Linked DNA regions of Homo sapiens: region 1 is linked to region 2. Evidence: chromatin loops called from intact Hi-C (ENCODE). Cell type or tissue: HepG2. All regions are shown on one strand. Links, peaks and the distances in the headings refer to the core of each region. The heading gives the core; the rest is flanking DNA.

Region 1 (6,186 bases), core at 749-5,748, 270 kb before region 2:
CATCTTGTTTTGTTTTCATTTTGTTTTGTTTTTCTACATAAAAGAACAATTGAAAACAGATGAGAAAGCTAGTTAAACAAAGATGATCTTGGTATACAGTAAAGATAAAATAAAGGCAGAATGAAGAAGTATATTTTGTGAAAAAAATATATACTACAAGTTTACATACTATAAGGTTACATACTACAAGATTCTATTTGTATACCTTCTTGAAATGACAAAACTATAAAGATGAATAACAGATTGGTAGTTGGAGACATGGACACAAGTGAGAGATGGGTATATTGATGAAGGGTAGGATGACACTGTCCCTTTTAGGTAATATATTAGTACTATATCTTCATTCTGGTAATGATCACACAAACTGAAACATACAATGAAATTGTATGTTTATATAACATACATACTTCATATACATACACACAAGTACACATGAAAATTGTTAAATACTGAATAAGATTTGCAGTCCAGTTCAGAGTATGTCCCCTTGTCCATGTTCCAGTTTTGTATTGCACTACAGTGTGTGAAATGTCACCAACTGAAGGAAGTTGTGTAGAGGGATAATGGGACTCTATGTGCCATTTTCTACAATTTCCTGTGAGTCTACAATTATTTCAAAATAAATTTTTAAAAAAATCTATGTATTTTATAAATTTGAACATAGTAATCAGTAGCAATAAATTAAGTTTCTGGTGACTTTTGACTGCCTGGGAATGTAGGTGATATGTTTGAGATGATCAGAAGAATACAAGCCATGTGGAGTATACTAAAATGCATTTGAGAAGGGCACTGGGGTGAAGGGCAGCCACATAAAAGATTTATCCAGTCATGCTACAGAGATGCTATAACTCAGGTAAACAAAAGGCCCCTGGGACTGCTGATCAATATAGACATTCTCTGCATCGTAACATGCTGTGGACGGAACAACACACTGGGATTGCAAATATAAGTCCTGTTTTCAGTCACAAGGGCAGTTTTCAGCATAATCCAGAATGAATAGCACTGAGAATTGATTAATTTCATGGCAGTTAGTGATCTCTAAGTAATATCAGAAAGAGGCAACTAGTAGTGTAGTAATAACAATGGCTCAGCACTTTCTATAGCCTGGACACTGTGCTGAATAAGAGCTTGTATATTCACAAGAAACGTGTGTAGTAGTTATTGTTATTACTCCATTTTAAAGATGTGAAACCAGTCCCAGCTGTGTAATGTGGTATATCCAATGTAGAGGATGGTACAGAACAGAGAAAGATGTCACCCAATGGCCTCACTCAAGAGTTGTATTAGTCCATTCTCACACTGCTATAAGGAACTGCCTGAGACTGGATAATTTATAAAGCAAAGGGGTTTAGTTGATTCACAGTTCCACAGCGCTGGGGAGGTCTCAGGAAACTTAAAACCATGGAAGAAGGGAAAGCAAACAGGTCCTTCTTCACACGGTGGCAGGAAGGATAAGTGCCAAGCAAAGGGTGAAAAGCCCCTTATGAAACCATCAAATCTCATGAGAACTCACTCACTACCATGAGAACAGCGGCATGGGGGTAACCGCTCCCATTATTTGATTACCTCCCACTGGGTCCCTCCCATGACACATGGGGATTATGGGAACTACAATTCAAGATGAGATTTGGGTGGGGACACAGCCATCCCATATTCAGAGTCCACACTCTTGATACCGCACTGTACTGATTCTCAAGTTGTACTGATTCTCATAGTGGGAAGGATGTTTTCCTTTTGCTCTGTCTCCACAGTCCTCACACACAATGCCTGGCACAGGAAAGATGCTCAATAAATTTATGAGAAAATCAATGGTGGTAATATATCTGAGTGTACGTGTGTGTGTGCATGCATGTGTATGTATGTTTTATGGCAAAAAAATCTGTAAGACTATACAGTAAAAAGTTAACAGTAACTATTTCTGGATGCCAGAGTTATAGAAAATTTACTAATTTTTTTGTTTCTGTGAGCCTATACTTTCTACTTTTTACAATAAATATGTTATAAAATAAAATAATAAAAGTAATCTGAAACTTAAAAGGCCTTATGGATCATTGTTTCAAGAAGAATCAATTTATATATATCAAAAAATACAGCTGAATTTTCTGTTGTTTAAGATGTAAGAGTGACAATCTCATATTTTACTTTAGTTTTTAAATGGCACTTAATTCACTTCTCCACTCCAGGAAAAAAAAAACCTGTCTTAATACAATTAAAAACAGTATCATTTTGCTTTTCATGGAAAGATAAACAGTGCCACTCTTCCAATAAATCTTTATGCCCAACACATTGCACATGTGCTCCAGTGTCTAGGATCATGCCTGACATAAAATCAATTTGTAATAAATGTTTGATAAATGAATGAAAAGGCTAAAGGGAAGCATCCTGGAATCAGGATAGCACTGTGTATGCTAAAGTATTTTTCATACTAGCATACAACACTAGTATATAATCTTATTAAGAAGTTCTAAGAAAAAGGGATCACCACTGAGTGAGTAACAATTTAAAGAAAGCAACACAGAGGAGGCTCCTTTAGCAGCAGCAGCAATTACCTTTCAAATTTCATGACTGACTCTGCAATCAGAGAACAGGATTACAGGCTCTCATTATTGGCCTCAAATTTACTTAAGTGTATATGTTTCTTTAGAGGATAGTTGTATAGTCCCTTATACAGTGTGTTAGAAAGAGTCCTCTAGGAAACAGATGCCAAGATGGGAATGACTAATTTGCAAGAATGTTATTAGGGGATGTGCCAATGAAAGAAAATTGAGAGGGAGCCAGGAAATGCTGGCAGAGCTTTCAGACCATGCTACAGGCATGACCCAGGCTGCAGGAGAGAGGAAGGGAGGGTTAGAGGAAAGGTTCTAGTCTGCTGTGTAGTCTAAAGAAGATTCAGCAAAACTGTAAGGGCAGCCTGGAGCCAAAGTCAGTAGTCATGGAAGTCCCGTTTTTCCTAGGAACAGGCCAGACTTAGCATCCCTGCCACATCACAGATGCCCGACAGGGGGCAGCACGGAAAGGTGTGGCCTCAGGAGGAATGCAGAAATGATGTCAGAGCTCTGGGCCTGGGCCCTCAGTCAGGTCAGCTTGCTGGAGTTGGAGGTCTGCAAGGCCATTGCCATCACTACTACACATAGAATGTAAATCTAAAAGGTTCTATTAAATAAAACATTCAGAGATAACTTTTTGTTTTAAATAACGACAAGAAACATCGGTTTAATAACAGGGTCAAGCGTGGAATGTGAAACCTGCTGTCGATGACAGTGCTAACCTATAGAACTTCACCATGCACTTTTTCCATGAAGCAATCAGCATCTTTCATGGCTGATTTATACAGAGGTGCACATTATATTTATTAATGTTTGCCACATGTATACCCTGCACAAAAAAAACAGGGTAAGCCCTTAAATATTACATGAATGAATGCCATAGGTATGTATTTCACACACACACACACACACACACACACACACACACACACACACGCATATATATATTATCCTTAGCAAGTTGTTTCTCTTATAAATATTTTATTTCATTACCTTGTTTTAATATCTTATTTTTAATGGATAATAATGATTTTATGGATGTTATAAAAGATTAAAATAAAGTTAATATTTTCAAAGTGTCTGATGATGACTGATAACTTGAATTACAGAAGCTTCCTAATTCTTCTCCACTTTTACATACATCCACCCATGCTCTGTGACAGACACATGCACACATTCTCATGAATTCTATACCTCTTTGAAGTCTTGTTTCTGATCACATTTATATCCTTTCCCAAACACCTAGATCATGTTGTCTTGTAGAGTAGATTTGGGACTTTTTATATGCTATACCAGAAGCATATATTTAAGGTAGAATCAACCTTTCTATGTCTTTTATGTATCAGATTACCTACCTGCTTGCTGGGCTAACAGTATGTGCTCATTAAATATTTTATTGACTGAAGAAAATAAAGCCATTAAACCATTATGTTAGATCAAGAATTTGCAGTTCTTTATTTCATTTTGTCATTTAAAAAATATAATTTATATTCTTAATTATTTAAAATCATAACAATTTTGGATAGGTATCTAAATGTAGATAACTATATATATAGTATAATCATATTTAATTTTCTGATGTATAAATTATACTGATAACCATAACACAAAATTTATTTCATTGTAAATTTTACATATAACAACAAACAGTAAAAACACATTTCCTTAAATGTTAAAAAAATATATATTTTCATCCAACCATAAGAAGGGTTCCTTTTCCAAATCAGGAATCCTTAAAATGGCTTTAAAATGAATATTTGTTAAAGATAACAGGTTGCATATTTTAGGGAAAGATCAATTTTTAGGGTACTTTGCTTCAAATAACCTGAACCATCTTTTTTCCTAATATAAGGTTTCTGGGCTACAGATTTGAAAACCATTTTTATGAGAGCCACTGCTGAGTTTAGCCACTCCTCTTTCATATACGTATGTTTAATACAGCATTTGGAAACCAAAGAACTACAATATTCTTGCTTTATTTTTATTTTTCCTTAGGAAATGAATGAGGTTGACCTGTGTGTTACCTGCTACCAACATGTTACCCAGTCATTTGGGCCAATGATCACCTGGAATCTTGGTCTGCATCAGTGCTATCCAAAGTGTGTCAGAAGAACACCATTAATGTTACCAGAGGACTTGTCAGAAGTGCAAATTTGTGGATCCCCCAGATATGCTGAATCAGAGTCTCTGACCCAGAAGTCTGCATTACAACCAGATCTCCAGGTGATTTTTTTGTATGCTAAAGTTTGAGAAACATCAGCATAGAGGACAAAGTGGGCATCCCACAGATACATACAAATAAATGTGGATGACTGACTAGACTTCAGTTTTCATGTAAAAATTTCAGTAATACATAACGTAGTAGTAGGATAAGGAAATCCTTTCTCAAAGTGACCTCACACTATCTTACGTAAATTTGTAGTCATTTAGAATAAATTGTAATGAGGTCATAAATTCTCATGAAGTAGCTAGTAACAAAGGGACTTGAGGGTCCTACTGTCAGGAAGAGGGGCAGTGTCTGGTTCTTCCCCCTGATCTATACTGAGGAGATTAACTGAAGTTTAGCTATATTTAAGTGTCAAGTTTATGGAGTTAGGGTATAAAACAATGACCAAGAAAAGCTTGATGAAAGTCAAGACCACATCACTAAGCCCAAGTGAGAAACAGAGAAGTTAAATTCAAAGGTAAAATCGGGGGCAGTAAGGGTGAAATCAAGTACAGGTTTCAAAGTCAAGATAAAAAATACTGAGGTCAAAGATGGCACTACAAAACAGTTAGAAAAAAACAGGATATTGAACTAAACTCACAGGAGAAAATTTGAGTCCCTGAAGTACCTGTTGAAAGAGCTTCTTCTAGATGTAGCCTCCCACTCAATTTGTCTTGATTCCTTTTGTCTATCCCAGGGCAAGGTCATGCAACAAGTGGTAAAGCCAGGAAATGAAAGCAAAGTTTCTCAATTCTTCCATTCAGCCATATTTCAACATATAAACACACAGCTTTATGAGCACAAAACCTGGTATTCCACTGAACTTCAATCATTTAAATCCACCATTGCCCAATGAATTTGGTTTAAAATATCTTTCTCATGTTGAGTAACAGTCTTTAAGTTATTATTCCCTAATAAACAGCACATTTTAAATTTTTGCCAAAACTCATTCCAGTGCTTTTTGCCATGACTTTTTCAGAGTATCTGTACACAGTCACAAAATAAATGGTATTTAAAGGTATACTGGGTGTTATTTTTTTAAAAGAATTTCACAAATACAGAAGAGTTGCTTTTTAATAATAGCTAGGAAGGTTTTAAAACAAAAGACAGGTTAAGATAACAAAAATATATTGCTCTGCCATCAAACATATATAAGTAAATAAAGCACATAAGACATCTTCCTGTTACAAAGGGTAACAGGAAAAATATAGATATTGATTAGTAAAGGATGCGAATGCAAGAAATAAAAGGCTACCAAGAGAAACTGAGGCAGAGATCACAGAAAACTGAAAATGAAAAGAGGAGATTAACAAGTAGAGAAATACCTGGTGCCAAGTAATATGATGAAATAATATTTTTCAAATTCCCATGACTGACAAAATATACTAGTTTCTTCATAAAGCTGTACTATTCTAGAGCCAGTCAGAGTGCAGA
Region 2 (6,186 bases), core at 837-5,836:
ATCTGCTCTCATTAAGATATCCTGATATTGATCACTGATGGCTCTGTCAGAACGGAGACAGGAAAGATCCAGTTTTAGCATCATTTTAGACACGCACAAACAATTCCCACATTTCCTCTTCCTAATATAGTAAATACCATTATCCCACTTATAACTGAAAATGTGCTTACACTTCCCCAGAGGCCAGCAACACAAAATCAAATCCAGCTACTCTGTAAAACTGTATGTCCAGGATCTCTAGAGAAGCACATTTTTCTTATTCTGATGAGCATGTGACTTGTCATGTGTGGCAAAGGTTGACTAAATTGTAAGTTTAACCCTCCTGTGTTCTGGTTATCTATTGTTGAGTCACAGGCTACTCTAAAACTAGTGACTTAAATCAATGACATTCATTCTGTTCATAAATGTGCAATTTGGGCAGGGCTTGGTGGGGACACGTTATCCATGCTCCTGTTGGAGTTAGCTGAAACAGCTTGAAAACTGATGGCTGGCATCATCTGAAGGCTCAGTTATTAACATTTAGTTGATGCTGACTCTCAGTAGGACCTCTGCTGCGGTCATGACCAGAATCCTAGCACACGGGTTCTTCATGTGGATACTTAGCTTCCTCAGCGCATGGTGGCTTGGTTCCACCTTAAGAGAATCAAGCAGAAGCCTCATCCCTTTTATCTCAAAAGTCACACAGTGTCACCTTTTCCATGGCCACTGACCTACCCAGATTCAAAGAGAAAATATAGACCTGTACACCTACTGATGGACAAGTGTCAACATTGCACCATAATAAGAGCACAAAGGATGGGATATAGATTATTGTGATCACCTTTGGAAAACATACTCTTCTACCTTCCAAAATACCAAACATGCAGTGATGAAGACAGGCAAAATTAACCAGTATTTGAAAAAAGTGAAAGTAAGACAATAGTGGTTTCATACCTTATACCACCACCCTGTGGCCAGGAAGAGCAAGGCCCATATTTCTGATCACTGTTCCTCAGCCTGCCAAACTTGGGCCACCAGTTATACTTCCCCAAACTCCCCGCCACCCTCTACCCCACTACAGCCTTGTTAGAGAGGAGTTTAGGGAATAAGTCTCCATCTTTGACAGCTCTCTTTTTGTTGTTGGTGGTTCTGAAGCTCTGAGAATGGACTTAAGACAAGTGGAAGAAATTAATCAATACAGTATTACCTAAAATCTGAATTGCTGGTCCATTAGTTTTCTCTTAGTTCCACCAATTAAAATGCTGGTTCATGGCCTGTTTGCCCTCAGAAATGCTCGTTGCCTTTTTGCTCTTCTAAATTTGGTGGTCTCTTCATCAGGATCCTATGTCATCTACCTTTTGTTGGAAGCAAGGAGCGAGGGTACTCCTCCCTCTGCCTTGGGTAGAATCTCTGGCCAGTAGCTGCATTTCCTTCATGACCCTATCACCTGGGTTTCAGGAACACTCCATTCTCCATTCTCCCTTTCTTCCTCCATTGTAGGGAGATGGTGCCCCACCCCCCGCTGTTGCTAATTTCTGGGTTGACATACCATCCCATCTGACTTCTCTCAACTATTCCACCACCTAAACTAAGTCCATGGTTAAATGCCCTCTGTTTCAAAACCATAAAGTTACTCTAGTGTTATTTAAGTATTCCAGTATTATTTTAGTTATCCTATCTCTGTTGCAGTTTTTGTGTATTTGTAGCTGAATCTACAAATTTTTAAAAATCAAACTAAGTCTATGTCACGTTCTCTTTCCTTTTAAACTGTGGCTTCTCCCATTTTAAAGTAAGTTAAGAATGTATTAATTTATTCACTTTCAGACAAGACAGGTATTTACTGAACACATTACAAACTATACACATTTAATAAATAATTCTCACAACTCAATGAAGTTGGGACATGACCCTGCTCTTATAGTGAAAAACAACTGAGATTCAGATAAGTTAATAAAATAGCTTATCCAGAGGTCTTTTTATTATTCTTCCCACTAAAATACACTATGTCACTGCATATCTTATTTTCACTCATTGGTCTTTATCCTGGTTTAAAATTAGCCATTTGGAATTTGGTAATAAATTTCTGGGTGTTTAGTGAGCTCCTCCAAAGTCCTTATTTATGTTCTTGATAAGTATTTTTTTCATCGATGCTTTGATAAATCAAAGCTTTTGGCTCAGAGTTAGTTACTATAAGAATCCAATTGGTACTAAGGTAAGGAAGGGGAGTTAAGGCATTTCAGGATAGGTGGACACAAGCGAATCACCAATAATTATTTCAGTTTTTCACTATTTGCATACTACTCTCATAGAACCCAAAAAATTTAATTTGTAGAAAGAACATCTACAAATAAATAAATATTAGCATTGAAATAAACCTGTTACTTGCTTACACAGCAGGCCTGTTATTAGGAAGAAATTTCATTGAATTCATAATATCCTCATTATTATAACTATAGTCAGCTATTCTCATGTCACAAAAATGCTTCTTCATAAAGTGATGATTTTGTTGAAGCCATGTATGCAATGAGCCAGATGAATAGCATCAAAGTTTATTTGGTATCACCTTGAAACATGTTTGCAGGCTCAGAAACACGCATCTTTTATGTATATGTGTATTCCTTTACACTCTTACATGTAGACTAATTTTGTGACAATTGGAGTTTTTCTGAGTTTCTTTTGGGGAAAAAATATAGAAAAACGAAAGGTTGAATGTGAAGACAGAACCAAAGAAATGTGAAAAGCTGAAAGTGAAAATAACAGGTCTCTGTCATAGTCAGGACTCTAAGATGTCCCCCAGTATTCCCTGTCCCAGGTGTACTCACACTACATAATCCTCAGAACTGTAAATTTGATGTCTTTTACATGATTAGGTTAGGTTAAATGATACCATTAACCCTGAGATGGAGACATCCTCTTGGAGGTTGAGACCTCATCAAATGACCCTTTAAAACATAGTTTTCTCTGGCTGGTCATAGCAGGGGAAGTTGGAGAGATTCAAAGGGCATTTTAGTTGCTGAGACGGAAGGGACCTCTTGGTAAGGAAGTGAGAGTAGTCTCTAGGAGCTTAGAGCTGGTCCCAGCTGATAGCCAGCAGGGAAACAGGGATTTTGATGCCACAACTGCAAAGACCTAAATTATCCCAGTGACAACAACGAATTAGGAAAAGAACACTCAACTCCATGTGAAAACGCAGCTGGCTGACACCCTGATGTTAACCTGAGCAGAATCCAGCCTTGAATTGCCTGGACTTCTGACCCACAGAACTGAGCTAAATGGATGTTGTTACATGTTGCTCAATTTGTAGTCATCCATTACCTAGCAGTAGAAAATGAATACACCTCCAAATGTGGCCAAACAAATCCCTTTCAGTGCACTGGGAAAGCATGGGTTGACAGAACATAGAGGAGTTTTTGGGCACAGATTGTCCAATAGAAGTCATACCGTACCCTGAACAACTCCTGTGGGTTCACAAAGTATTCAGATTTACGGAGTACTGAGGTTTTATCATTCAGCTTTAGTATGTTAAAAGCATGTATAGTGTCCAAACTCATCAAGCACATTTGATCTGGGCAAAACTCCAAGAATTCTATGAGTTTGAAGCTCAGTTCCTCTCAGCATTTGGGTCCATAATCATGTTTGTAAGCAGATGGTAATCCAAGACATTGTATGATAGAAAAACCCTACCTCAATATTTTCTCTCTAAATCCAAATCACTTCCCTAAGATGTGTAATAGTCAAATAAAATGGTAAACTATATTTTGTGGAATAAGCTGGCATTCTTATTGTTGTACTTACTGACCAACAAATGGATTTGAATTTTTGAGAATTCTGTGTGCAAATGCAATTTACAAATACCTGAAAAGCACAAACATAATCACAAAAACCTAAAAAATGTGTTAAAGACCATGCTGATAATTATTTTCTCACAAAGATAATTGTAAAGTATATTATTAAATTGTGTTGGGCAAATATAACATTCCTGAAAAGTTGGGCATAAAAAAGCATTTTTAATAACATAATTGCTACTGAACATATTCAATTTTAGAGATGGAGTTTATTGGTAGCCCTTACCATTTGCCTTTATCTCTTTAACTATGATAAATGTGATTTCTGAGCATTTATTTAGGGAGTGAAGTTAACCTTATGAATAACAGCATACTTCTGTACACAGTATGAGTTGTATTGGTTTGCTCTAGAGTGTTAGTATCTGAAAATGATGAAAAAGAGACCTATCTATTACATACTTATTGTTAGCACTGACTGATGGACTGAGTAGGGCATGAACACACTTTTGCTGCAATGAGACTTTAAGTATAGATTTTAAATTTATTGATGCCCTGAATACTAGAAGATTTTATATACTGCAATGCCATCTCAATCATGAATCAAAGTGTGGTATGTGGGCCATGTGAGATGATTTTATAGATAGCACATCTAAGAACATTTTTACTTAAGTAGGTATTTATTTGAATGTATATAAATGTGTCTGTCCTTTCTATTTAAAGAAAATGATATGTGTTGAGTAAAGTATTTATGTCAAGTAAAGCCATGATGCTATTTTCTAAAAAATCAAATATATTTAAGTAAAAATGAAATGAAATATAATAAAATGATTATTTTAGGTGTTAAATGGATATGGCAAAAATTGTCGAAGTGGTTTAAATTAATTAAACATTTAAAATGTTTTATTTCTAATTTTTTCCTTAATTTGATTCCCAATTCTAGTATCAATTATAACCCTTTACTTTTCTAAAATATGTTTACAGAAGGCATTAAGTTAATGTCAGCAATTAAATGTATTTATTTTAGAATTTAAAGTTATTTATTTTAGTTGTGCAAATAATTTTTCTAAATTATTCACAAACTACTTTCTCCTATATAAAGGTTCTAAATCCAAATTTCTCCACATCTTGTGATATGTGTTTTAAAATACAATTAAGATAATCTATTTTCAACCTTTGCTTCATATAATAGTTTTGAAATACATATTTTTTAATTGGGTCAATAAAATAGTTGATCAACAATCACTTTTATAATCACTGCTTTTGTATGCATATTTTAAAATTTTAGTATATAGATGTTTATATTAAAAATGGTTTTAGCATATTTATATAAAGGATTTTTATATGTGTTATACAGTTAGTTGTTAGTGGTTACATAATAATCGAAACTAGTATCTGACACTTTGTTCAGTATTTGTGATATAACAGAAAATACTGATGTGTAAATTGTCTGTGTTCAGTATAAAACAGAACTAAGTCACAGTGCTTTTGAAGATGAACAAAAATGCTATTTCATTATGAAATATTTTGCACACCTCCAAATTATATTAGAATTTTCCCACTCCACCCTTAGGGCCTCTATATTATGTGAATCCTCCCCAGATCATCAGCAATGAAAATGGATAATGTTTTATTCTGTACTCTGCCTCATTCAGTGTTAGTTACTACTGCTATTGCCTCTGTCTATATCTTACCATGTGATTGACACCAAAAGCAATCTTAGGATGGAGAAGAAGCAGAGTCTTCTTATTTAGGCGCACCCTGGAATGCATTATAATTACATACTCAAGGGAACTTATGCAAAACACAATTTTACATTTACATTATGGGCTCTGCCTGCAGGCAATGACAGTAAAGAGTAATGAGATGAAGCCAAAGATTTCTGCAAACTCTTCTCTCTGCAAAAAAATGGGAGGAGGAGGCTCAAGGGAAAGAAATCCTGTAAAAGTTGCACGTCATAAATAAAATACTTAATTTGAAAGGAATATGAGAAAGAAGACTGTTTTAGTTAGGGAACAGGTTAAGCTGATATAACAAAAAGACCAAGAATACAATAGCTCGAAGGAAAAAAAAAAAAAAAGAATTTTATTCTCTCACATATCGGTCCAGAGGAAGGCAGGGGATTCAGGGCAAGCAGGAGACTCTGCTTCCCAAGGGTACAGTAAGGAACCCAGGTTTTCTATGTGGGGCTCTTTGAACCCCTCAAGAGCTTCCTCTTGACTACATATTAAAAACTGGCTCACCAGCACTGTGTCTACCCAAAACTAAGGAAAGGAGAAAAAAGAGAGCAGGGAGCAAGACTGGGATATTGCATATATCAGTTCCCCTTACATTGCATTGTCAAGAACCCAGCGTTACATATCCACATAGAAAACTTGGAAACTATAGTGTCTTGCTGGGCAAACACTCAGCAAGAACTTGAGAA

Evidence for each region. Hi-C counts contacts between places; a loop is a spot of excess contacts. Peaks named below come from ENCODE experiments on the same cell type or tissue, not always from the same donor. Only the 100,000 strongest peaks of a DNase experiment are listed, where the experiment ranks them.
Region 1: it touches region 2 in a loop (16-fold over the local background); 3 of 110 quality-filtered maps call a loop at or near these places.

What each region holds. Positions count from the first base shown.
Region 1 is chr13:91,644,367-91,650,552 of GRCh38, reverse strand. All of the region lies in intron 2 of GPC5 (glypican 5), which reads right to left. Among named protein-coding and RNA genes, the nearest start is that of GPC5, 250 kb to the right of the region's middle. In HepG2, for the core only: a CTCF peak has its summit at 3,006 (motif pointing right); no DNase peak of the experiment used is centred there.
Region 2 is chr13:91,370,085-91,376,270 of GRCh38, reverse strand. No RefSeq gene overlaps it. Among named protein-coding and RNA genes, the nearest start is that of MIR92A1, 22 kb to the right of the region's middle. In HepG2, for the core only: a CTCF peak has its summit at 956 (motif pointing left); a DNase peak (open chromatin) is centred at 3,260.